Linked DNA regions of Homo sapiens: region 1 is linked to region 2. A link is a contact called in ENCODE Hi-C or POLR2A ChIA-PET data. All regions are on one chromosome and are shown on one strand. The core of a region is the stretch at or near the end of the contact, and the rest is flanking DNA. Distances in the headings are between cores, read along the strand shown.

Region 1 (4,869 bases), core at 1,938-4,437, 87 kb after region 2:
CTGTAATCCCAACACTTTGGGAGGCCAAGGTGGGAGGATCACCTGAGGTCGGGAGTTCCAGACCAGCCTGGCCAACATGGTGAAACCTCGTCTCTACTAAAAATACAAAAGTTAGCTGGGCATGGTAATACACGCCTGTAATCCCAGAAACTACTCGGGAGGCGGAGGTTGCAGTAAGCCAAGATCACGCCACTGCACTCCAGCCTGGGTGACAGAGCGAGAGTCCATCTCAGAAAAAAAAATAAAATAAAATAAAAAAAGAAAGCCATTGGTGAATCTTTGTTCCAGTGACAATAACTCCAAAGCTGGTAGTTTGCTTTGCAAAGAACAAAAGGGGAAGGCAAAAACACGTGGAGCTTTTCTTTCTAAGAATTCGGGGATGTTCTATGCACCTCCTTTGTACCTTGTGACAGCTGCTATCAGTGGCTGCCCACACCCATAACCTAACAACACATTAATATGCCCTAGCTTAACGCTGATACGGGAGCTAGAAAGAAGTTATTTAGGCAGAGAGTGAGGGCAAGAGAGTCCTCGGTAAGGTTTGCCTTTTAATAAAAAGCAGCCCCCAAATCATTTATTTTATTTTATTTTTTTTTTTTTGAGACAGAGTCTTGCTCTGTCGCTCAGGCTGGAGTACAGCGGCACAATCTCGGCTCACTGCAAGCTCCGCCTCCCGGATTCAAGCAATTCTCCTGCCTCAGCCTCCCGAGTAGCTGGGATTACAGGCGCATGCCACCATGCCCGGCTAATTTTTGTATTTTTAGTGGAGACGGGGTTTCACCATGTTGGTCAGGCTGGTCTCAAACTCCTGACCTTGTGATCCACCCGCCTCGGCCTCCCAAAGCGCTGGAATTACAGGCGTGAGCCACCGCGCCCGGCCAAATAATTTCTTTTCTAAAAAAGAGCAGTCTGAAAAATCAGCCGGCAGACATAGAAAAGCAAGCTGGAAGCTTGCTCGGGTGAATGCCGGCAGCTGTGCCAATGGGAATAGGCTACCTGGGTGCCAGGCGTGTTCAACATGCAGGCTTGCTCCATGTTCCCTTTTCTTTATCAACCACGTGTACGGTAAAGGAACAGGCAACATGGTCCTGGCCAGGTAGAGACCCCATCTGCATAATAAAATATTAGGGTGGGCAGCCAGCTTCTTTGTACTCTATGTAAACGGCACACCTGGTCCAACTAATCTTTGGGCCCTTATGTAAATCAGATATCACCACCTAAAGCTCATCTATAAAACCCCGTGCATTTCACCATGAAACTGGAAGACCCACTTGGGAGCCCCCTCTCTTTGCAGGAGAGAGAGCTTTTCTCTTTCTCTCGCCTATTAAATTTCTTTTCTTTCTTTCTTTTTTTTTTTTTTTTTGAGATGGAGTCTTGCTCTGTCACCCAGGCTGGAGTTCAATGGCACAATCTCGGCTCACTGCAACCTCTGCTTCCCGGGTTCAAGCGATTCTCTTGCCTCAGCCTCCTGAGTAGCTGGAATTACAGGCATGAGCCACCACACCTGGCTAATTTTTGTATTTTTAGTAGAGATGGGGTTTCACTATGTTGCCCAGGCTGGTCTCAAACTCCTGATCTTAGGTGATCCACCCGTCTCAGCCTCCCAAAGTGCTGGGATTACAGGCATGAGCCACTGTGCTCGGCCTAAACCTCTGCTCTAAAAGTAATTTTTTGTGTGTCTGCATTTTATTTTATTTTATTTTATTTTATTTTATTTTATTTTATTTTATTTTATTTTAAGACAGAGTCCCACTCTGTTGCCTAGGCTGGAGTGCAGTGGCACGATCTCGGCTCACTGCAGCCTCCGCCTCCTGGGTTCAAGCAATTCTCTGCCTCAGCCTCCGGAGTAGCTGGGATTACAGGTGCCTAACACCATACCACACTGGCTGATTTTTTGTATTTTTAGTAAAGACGGGGTTTCCCCATCTTGGCCAGGCTGGTCTTGAACTCCTGACCTCGTAATCCACCCTCCTCAGTCTCCCAAAGTGCTGAGATTACAGGTGTGAGCCACGGTGCCCGGCCATGTCTGTATTTTCTATTTCCTTGGTGTGAGGCAATGAACCTCGGGTATTACCCCAGATGGATGACACTGCTTCAATATCTGCCAGTCACTACACTTTGTTATCAGTGGGATTACATCAACTGGAGCCCATTCTATCTGCTTGGAGGCCAGGCCTGAAGATTCAAGGGGTTGACACCCTCTAGGAGCAAGCCTCAAGTCAACCCATGACTGACAGTAGGTGGGATATAAATACCTCAGCTCCCTCACCCCTCGGTTGGAATAACTGAAGAGTATGTTCCATGCCGCTCCCCAGTCATCCCTGGGGAGGTTAAGTTCCACTTTCTCACCATGTAACTTATTTGAAGACACACCCAGTATTGGCTCTTTGCCTTTCCTGATTCACTTTCTCCTCCCCCAGCTGGTGCTTTCTGGGGCCACCTTCTTGATAAACTACTTTTGCTAGAATCCTTGTCTGAGGGTCTGCCCTTGTGAGACCCTAAGATGTTACCAGAGAGAGTTAGGAAGCTGGGAATGGGGTGGAAGTGTTGCTGTATAATCGTCAGACAGAGTTGAGATCTGAAGGAAAATAAGATGGTTAAAGCTCTTGACTCTGGAATCAGAGGGTCCTGGGTTCAAATCTCAAGTCTGAGAGATCTTGGACAAGTTATAACTCCTCTGCAAGTCTCAGTTTCCATTTTGTTGGTGAATAGAGGGAGGGAGGGGAATTCCTACTTTACAAGGTTAACATGATAATGAAATTACACTTTGTTGCCAATGTGCCTAGCACACTGCCTGGTACATGATGGTTGTGATGGCTGTCTTTATACGGGAGACTGGGAAGAGACCCTAAAGGCTGAGATTTGCTTCACTGGAGGCAGGAAGCGGAAGCTCCTTTATTGGGTGCAATGAAAGAAGGTGTTGAGAGATGGGAGATAGATGTTGATGGGAAAGAAAAAGGGAGAGACCATGGGAAGGAGAGAGAGAGAGAATGATATACATTAGGCAGATTAACTTCTCTTTATTGTGAAGAAAGGGGGAAATTAGGATTTTCTAGGCTGTCTTTTAGTTGCAGCAAGTCAGCAAAAAGGGCTATGATGACCAGGCAGCATTGAGCAACTCTGACTCCGCCTTCCCCTCTTCGCACACCTTCTGGTTACTGAAAACCCAGCGTTAGTAGAAAAGTTTCTTTTCTTTGAATGACAGAACTACAGCATAATGCGTGGCTTCAACCTGCTCCTCTTCTGGGGTGAGTGTGAGGCTGAATGGGGGGCTAGGGGAGGCCTGGATTGGAAATAGACTTCAGGAGAAATGGGAGGGCCATGGATGGTCCAGCCAAGAGATCATAAGTCCAGACTGGATGCTGCAAACACCTTCATTCAGGGAACCTTTGACAAAATTCCATAGCTCAGGGAAGTCCATCTGTTAGGATAGATTTTTCTCTATAGTCATTCATTTGACCTGAGCAAGTCCTGTGTGTCAGGTGCTGTTCTAGGCACTAGAGGATATAGCAGTGAGAAAAAAAGACTAAGTTCCTGCACTCTTGAGGCTGATATTCTAGTGGGTAGGAGCAGACAGGAAAGAAGGCACAGATGATCATAGCCCACTTAGCACTGCTGTAACTTCTTTAAACATAGAGTGTATCCAATTGTCACAACATTTCTATGACATTGGGTCATTATTAGTCCTATTTTGCAAATGAGAAAACTGAGGCAAAAGAGATAAAATAATTTTCCCAAGGCCACTTAGTCAATAAGGGGTAGAGGCAGGATTTCAAGCCAGACAGTCTGACTTCAGAGTCTGTAAGCTTTTCCACTATACTATGTTGCCCCAAAAAATAAGTAAACATAGGAATTTCAGGTAGTGATAAGTGCTATGAAAGAAGTTGTTATAGAATGTGGTCGGGAGTTATGTTGAAGGGAGAAGTCTGGGGTTGAGGAGGGGCAGTTCGAGCTGAGTCCTGAAGGATGAGATAGACCCTTCCTGTGCTCTTATTTCTCTTTCTTCAGGTGTCAGTTTGTCTCAGCCTTGTTTATCTTCTGTGTTTCTGGTTTTTCTTCTATGTCTTGTGTGTTTTGGTCATTGGATCAAATTTAAGAATGGAGGATATTGGGGACATATTCTAAGTAGCAAGTATGGGTTTCCTCTGCTGTTGAAGAGTGGATCTGAATACCCTATTTTACCAAGGAGGAAACTGAGGCACAAAGAGATTAAATAACTTCCTCAAGGCCACGCAATCATTAATTGGTGAAGCCAGATTTTTAAACCTAAGCACTTTGACTTCAGACTTTGTATGCCTAAACAGCATGCTGAATTACCTCTAAAATAATTAATGAATGAGTAGAAGAATTTTTGTTAGTAATAATAGATAGAATTTGGGAGTTTAGATCTGTGGGACTTGTTGACTGGCAGGCTACATTAGAAGAAATAGGTGGCCTGTGGACATCAAATGTAGGCATGCAGAGTTGTTATTTTGGGGTGTTGGCAATGGTATTAACCATTAACACTCCCTATTCTGCCCTGAAGATAATCAGCAAAGAGTTGTGATAATGATAGTGATGATAATGATCATGATGGTGGTGGTTATAATAGTGATGATGAAAATGGTGATGATGATGGTGATGGTGATGATGATGATGATGATAATGGTGATGATAGTGATAATGAAGATGATGGTGATGATGATGGTGTGATAATGACCATGAAGATGGTGATGATGGTGATGATGATAATGGTGATGATAGGGATAATGATGATGATGGTGGTGATGATGGTGTGATAATGACGATGAAGATGGTGATGTTGGTGATTATGGTGGTGATGATGATGATGGTGGTGATGGTGATAATGGTGATGGTGATGATGATAAT
Region 2 (5,236 bases), core at 2,274-4,773:
GGGAGTTCGAGACTCAGCCTCACCAGTATAGTAAAACCCAGTCTCTACTAAAACTGCAAAATTAGCTGGGCGTGGTGACGCATGCCTGTAATCCCAGCTACTCAGGAGGCTGAGGCAGGAGAATTGTTTGAACCCCGGGGGCAGAGGTTGTTGTGAGCCGAGATCGTGCCATTGCACTCCAGCCTGGGCAACAAGAGTGAAAGATCGCGCCATTGCACTCCAGCCTGGGCAACAAGAGTGAAACTCCGTCTAAAAAAAAAAAAAAAAAAAGAGTAGGAGCAAAAATATGACTAAGACTGTATTTTGCATTATTGACCAATGATGGTTTACATTATTTCCTTATTTTCCACCCCATCCTCCCCCACCCACTCCCTAAGCTGATAGTCATCCTATGCACCTAGTTTTAGGGGAAAGACACAGCAGGGCAGCCAGTATCCTGCTGACTTAAAAAAAAAAAAACCAGCTATATTGACATACAGTAAATTACATATTTAAAATACATTGGTGGGGCGCGGTGGCTCACGCTGTAATCCCAGCACTTTGGGAGGCCGAGGTGGGCAAATCACTTGAGGCCAGGAGTTCAAGACCAGCCTAGCCAACATGGTGAGACCCTGTCTGTACTAAAAATACAGAAATTAGCCAGGCATGGTGGCACGCACCTATAATCCCAGCTACTCAGGAGGTGGAGGCAGGAGAATCGCTTGAACCTGGGAGGCGGAGGTTGCAGTGAGCGGAGATCGCATCATTGCACTCCAGCCTGGGCAACAGAGTGAGACTCTGTCTCAAAAAAAAATATATGATTTGGTAAACAATTTTTTCTTTAATTTCTAGATTTGTTTTCAGAAACGGTCTTGGCAGGGCATGGTGCCTGAAGCCTGTAATCTCGCCCCTTTGGGAAGCTGGTGTGGGAGGATTGCTTGAGTTTAGGAGATCGAGATCAGCCTGGGCAACATGGTGAGACCAGCCTCATCTCTAATAAATAATAAATAAATAAATAAATAAATAAAATAATTAGCTGGTCATAGTGGCATGTGCCTGTAGTCCCAGCTACTTGGGAGGCTGAGATGGGAGGATCATTTGAACCCAGGAAGTCGAGGCTGCAGTGAGCCAGGATTGCACCACTGCACTCCAGTCTGGGTGACAGAGTGAGACCCTGTTTCTCCCCTTCCCCCCCCCACCCAAAAGAAGGGGGAAAAAAGAAAGAATCAGGGTCTCCCTATGTTGCCCAGACTGGCCTTGAACTCCTGGACTCAAGCGATCCTCCTACCCTAGCCTCCTGAGTAGCTGGGATTACAGGTGTGTGCCACTGAACCTGGCCTGATTTGATAAATTTTGACATATGTGTGCAACTATGAACCCAGCCTTGAAATCAATGGATCATATCCATTGCCCCTCAAAGTTTCCTCCATCCCACCCCTCCCTGCCTCCCCCTCCTCCCACCTCTCATTCCCTCGTACCTCCTGATTTGCTGTTAGTCACTGTCGATTAGTTTGTATTTCCTGGAGTTTTATGTAAGTGGAATGGTACCATCTGTGGTCTTCTGTGACTGGCTGCTTTCCCTGAGCATGATGTCCTGGTTCATCCATGTTGTTGTATGTATCAGTGTACCATTCTGTTGTACGGATGCACCCCAGTTTGTTTATCCATTCATCCCTTGATGGAGGTTTTTTTGTTTGTTTCGCTTTGTTTTTTTGAGATGGAGTCTCGCTCTGTCGCCCAGGCTGGAGTGCAGTGGCGCAATCTCGGCTCACTGCAACCTCCGCCTCCCAGGTTCAAGCGATTCTTCTGCCTCAGCCTCTCGAACAGCTGGGACTACAGGTGTGCGCCACCACGCCTGGCTAATTTTTTTGTATTTTTAGTAAAGACAGGGTTTCACCATGTTGACCAGGCTGGTCTCGAACTCCTGACCTCATAATCTGCCCACCTCGGCCTCCCAAAGTGCTGGGATTACAGGCGTGAGCCACCATGCCCGGCCTATACTTTAAGTTCTGGGATACATGTGCAGAACGTGCAGGTTTGTTACATAGGTATACACGTGCCATGGTGGTTTGCTGCATCCATCAACCCATCATCTACATTAGGTATTTCTCCGAATGCTATCCCTCTCCTAACCCCCAGCCCCCGACAGGCCCCAGTGTGTGATGTTCCCCTTGGTTGAGGTTTGAATTACTGATGGCACTTTTGGCTATCATGAATCAAGTTGCTAGCTGGATATGGTGGCACATGCCTGTAGTCCTAACTCTTTGGAAGGCTGAGGCAGGAGGATTGCTTGAGCCCAGGAATTTGAGACTGCAGTGAGCTGTGATTGGGCCAGGCTGCACTCCAGCCTGGGTGACAGACTGAGACTGTCTCAAAAAAAAAAAAAAAAAAAAAAGGAAAGAAAAGAAAACAGAATCAAGCTGCTATGAACATTCTGTACAAGTCTTTGTATGGACATGTGCTTTCATTTCTCTTGAGTAAATGCCTGGTAATGGAATATATCGTATGATAGGTGCATGCTTAATGTTTTAAGAAAACTTACCAGGCCAGTCACGGCGGCTCATGCCTGTCATTCCAGCACTTTGGGGAACTGAGGCGGGAGGATTGCTGGAGCCTAGGAGTTTGAGACCAACCTGACCGACATAGTGAGGCTCTGTTTCTTAATTTTTTTTTTTAATAAGAAGAAAATGTACCAACTTTTCTTCCTTTGTGCTGGAATTGCAAGGTAAAAAAATAATAGTAATAACAAGGAAAACGTACCAACTTTTCCAAAGTGGATCTGCCATGTGATGTTCCTGCCAGCTGCTCAGCATGCTTCTCTTCTTTGCTTCACTATCTGTCTCATTTTTTTTTTTTGAGATGGGGTCTTGCTCTGTTGCCCAGGCTGGAGTGCAGTGGCATGATCTCGGCTCACTGCAACCTCTGCCTCCTGGGTTCAAGCGATTCTCCTTCCTCTGCTTTCCAAGTAGCTGGGACTACAGGCGTGTTCCACCACACCCAGCTAATTTTGTATTTTTAGCAGAGACAGGTTTCACTATATGTTGGCCAGGCGCGTCTCAAACTCCTGACCTCAAGTGATCAACCCACCTCAGCGTCCCAAAGTGCTGGGATTACAGGCATGAGCCACCACACCCAGCTTCTTTTTTTTGTTTTGTTTTGTTTTTTGTTTTTTTGAGACATCCTCGGTCTGTTGCCCAGGCTGTGCAGTGGCGTGATCTCGGCTCACTGCCACCTCCGCCTCCTGGGTTCAAGCGATTCTCCTGCCTCAGCCTCCAGAGTAGCTGGGATTACAGGCGCCTGTCACCACGCCTGGCAAATTTTTGTGTGTGTGTGTGTGTGCAGTCGGGGTTTCACCATGTTGCCCAGGCTGGTCTTGAACCCCTGACCTCAAGTGATCCGCCCGCCTCAGCCTCCCAAAGTGCTGGGATTACAGGCGTGAGCCACCGCACCCAGCCGCTCACCATCTCTTTGTCGCCTGCATGGCACCATTCTCTCCTGTACCACCCCAAAGCCTTACCAGGTGCCTCCTGCATTTAACCAGGTCCCATAGCTCTCTGTGCTTCCCGGCACACCCTCTCACCACCCTCATCATCAATTATTCACCTTGCTGACTGCTTAGTGTTTGTCTCCTGGCTGGATTACATAAGCCCTGTAAGGGCAGAGCTCTGTTTGTCTTGATCACCATTAGGTTCTGGTGCTTGGCATACAGTAGGCATTCCACACATGCTTGCTGAATTAATGCATGACCGGGTCTGGGGTGCTGGGTTTCACACCAGGCTCTACCGCAAACATTGGGTCAAGTATTTTCATTCCCGACGTACAGATGAGTCAATTGAATCAACGGAAAGCAAAATGATCCCATCCAAGCTCCCTCAACTTGCCGGGCTGGTCTGGGAGTCGAACCAGATCTGCCTGACCCTCCCACCGGTGCTGAAAAGTGGAGTGTGTGCTGGGGTGGTAGGGGATGGGGCAGAAGAGAGACGGGCTTCCTCACAGAAGGGTTTGAGGGCTAGGATGAGGCGTGCACACTCTGCACCCCTGCTTCGGAGCTTTGAAAGGGTGCACAGCACACCCGCCCTCTCTGGGAACCCTCGGGAGCTTGAGGTTGCCTGATGAAGGGGCTGATGGGTTGAACGCAAAGGGCCCCTCCACCCACCCTTTTTTCTATCTCCCCAACCAAGCCCTGGTAACAGGCATTTCCGGTTTCCGGCCGGCTCCCTGGTGCTGGGGTGGGGGTGGGGAGTTGATTGCTGCCGTCGTGCTTGGCTCTGGGTCCCCTTCTCCCAGACCCCAGAGGCCTCTGTCCCTGCACACTGCTTCCCCGAAGGAGCGTGGAAAGCCAGCCGACCTTTCTGGCTCTTTCTTCATCTTGGGCAGGGGTTTTGTTGATGGGAGGCTGGCTGGCAAATGGGGAAGAATGAACCTCAGGGTTCACCGCAGTGCGCCTGGGTGCTGATTTGCATATGGGCACGATGCCAGCACAGTGGGTGCCCGCCTCTTCCTGGAGGAAGGAAGAGGGGCACTGAGGGGGGTTGCCCCCAGCAGGGAGGAACCGTCCTCATAATGCCTCTCCTACGTTTGTTTAAAGGACCATCATTCTCAGCAAACTATAGCAAGGACAAAAAACCAAACACCGCATGTTCTCACTTATAGGTGGGAATTGAACAATGAGAACACATGGGCACAGGAAGGGGAACATCACACACAGGGGACTGTTGTGGGGTCGGGGAAGTGGGGAGGGATAACATTAGGAGATATACCTAATGCTAAATGAGGAGTTAATGGGTGCAGCACACCAACATGACACATGTATACATATGTAACAAACCTGCACGTTGTGCACATGTACCCTAAAATTTAAAGTATAATAATAATAAAATTAAAAAAAATAAAGGACCTCCTGTCCTTTGCCACTTTCTCACACTCTTCAGGCGACCAGGAAGTCCTTTCTGGTGGTCTAACTGCAGTCACTGCTGCTGTCTGATGGAGCCCCTTTCTTTAGCTGGCCCCACCGCAGCCCGGAGAGGGGATGAATCATGCCCCCTTTCCCCTCTTTGAGGCATCACATGACTGGAAGGAAGCTGTCTCCGGGTTCAGCTGATCTCCCTGAGGTCAGGAGGGAACTTCCTCCCTCGAGCCACAGACACAGCCATCTGCTCTATTGTCTCTGGTGATCTGCCTGCCCATGAGCGCCCTCATTATGCCACTCTCTAAGAGGCACCAGGAGCAGCTTAGTGTGGTTCAAAGAGGCAGTGTT

What was found. Hi-C counts contacts between places; a loop is a spot of excess contacts on that map. ChIA-PET counts read pairs that join two places held with the same protein, here RNA polymerase II (POLR2A). Pooled maps may share reads with other maps.
Region 1: a loop to region 2 is called in a pooled map, with 3 times the contacts of the local background. The contact joins the promoter of ADGRE1 here to the enhancer-like site in region 2. A Hi-C loop is called at or near these places in 3 of 50 pooled maps. POLR2A ChIA-PET finds 5 or more read pairs at or near these places in 6 of 52 experiments (CD4-positive, alpha-beta T cell, CD4-positive, alpha-beta memory T cell, MCF 10A and 2 more).

Annotation. Positions count from the first base shown.
Region 1 is chr19:6,884,392-6,889,260 of GRCh38, forward strand. It overlaps ADGRE1 (adhesion G protein-coupled receptor E1), which reads left to right and starts at 3,188. Exons shown (of 21, transcript NM_001974.5): 1 at 3,188-3,248. The coding sequence starts at 3,218. RefSeq lists an enhancer at 3,182-3,241.
Region 2 is chr19:6,797,493-6,802,728 of GRCh38, forward strand. The region is part of intron 1 of VAV1 (vav guanine nucleotide exchange factor 1); the gene reads left to right. Among named protein-coding and RNA genes, the nearest start is that of VAV1, 27 kb to the left of the region's middle. RefSeq lists enhancers at 4,220-4,740, 4,531-4,600. Within about 2 kb of position 3,524, at least 27 of the 41 ENCODE cell types and tissues checked have a DNase peak (open chromatin) inside an H3K27ac peak, as active enhancers do; they include CD4-positive, alpha-beta T cell, where a contact is called at or near this core.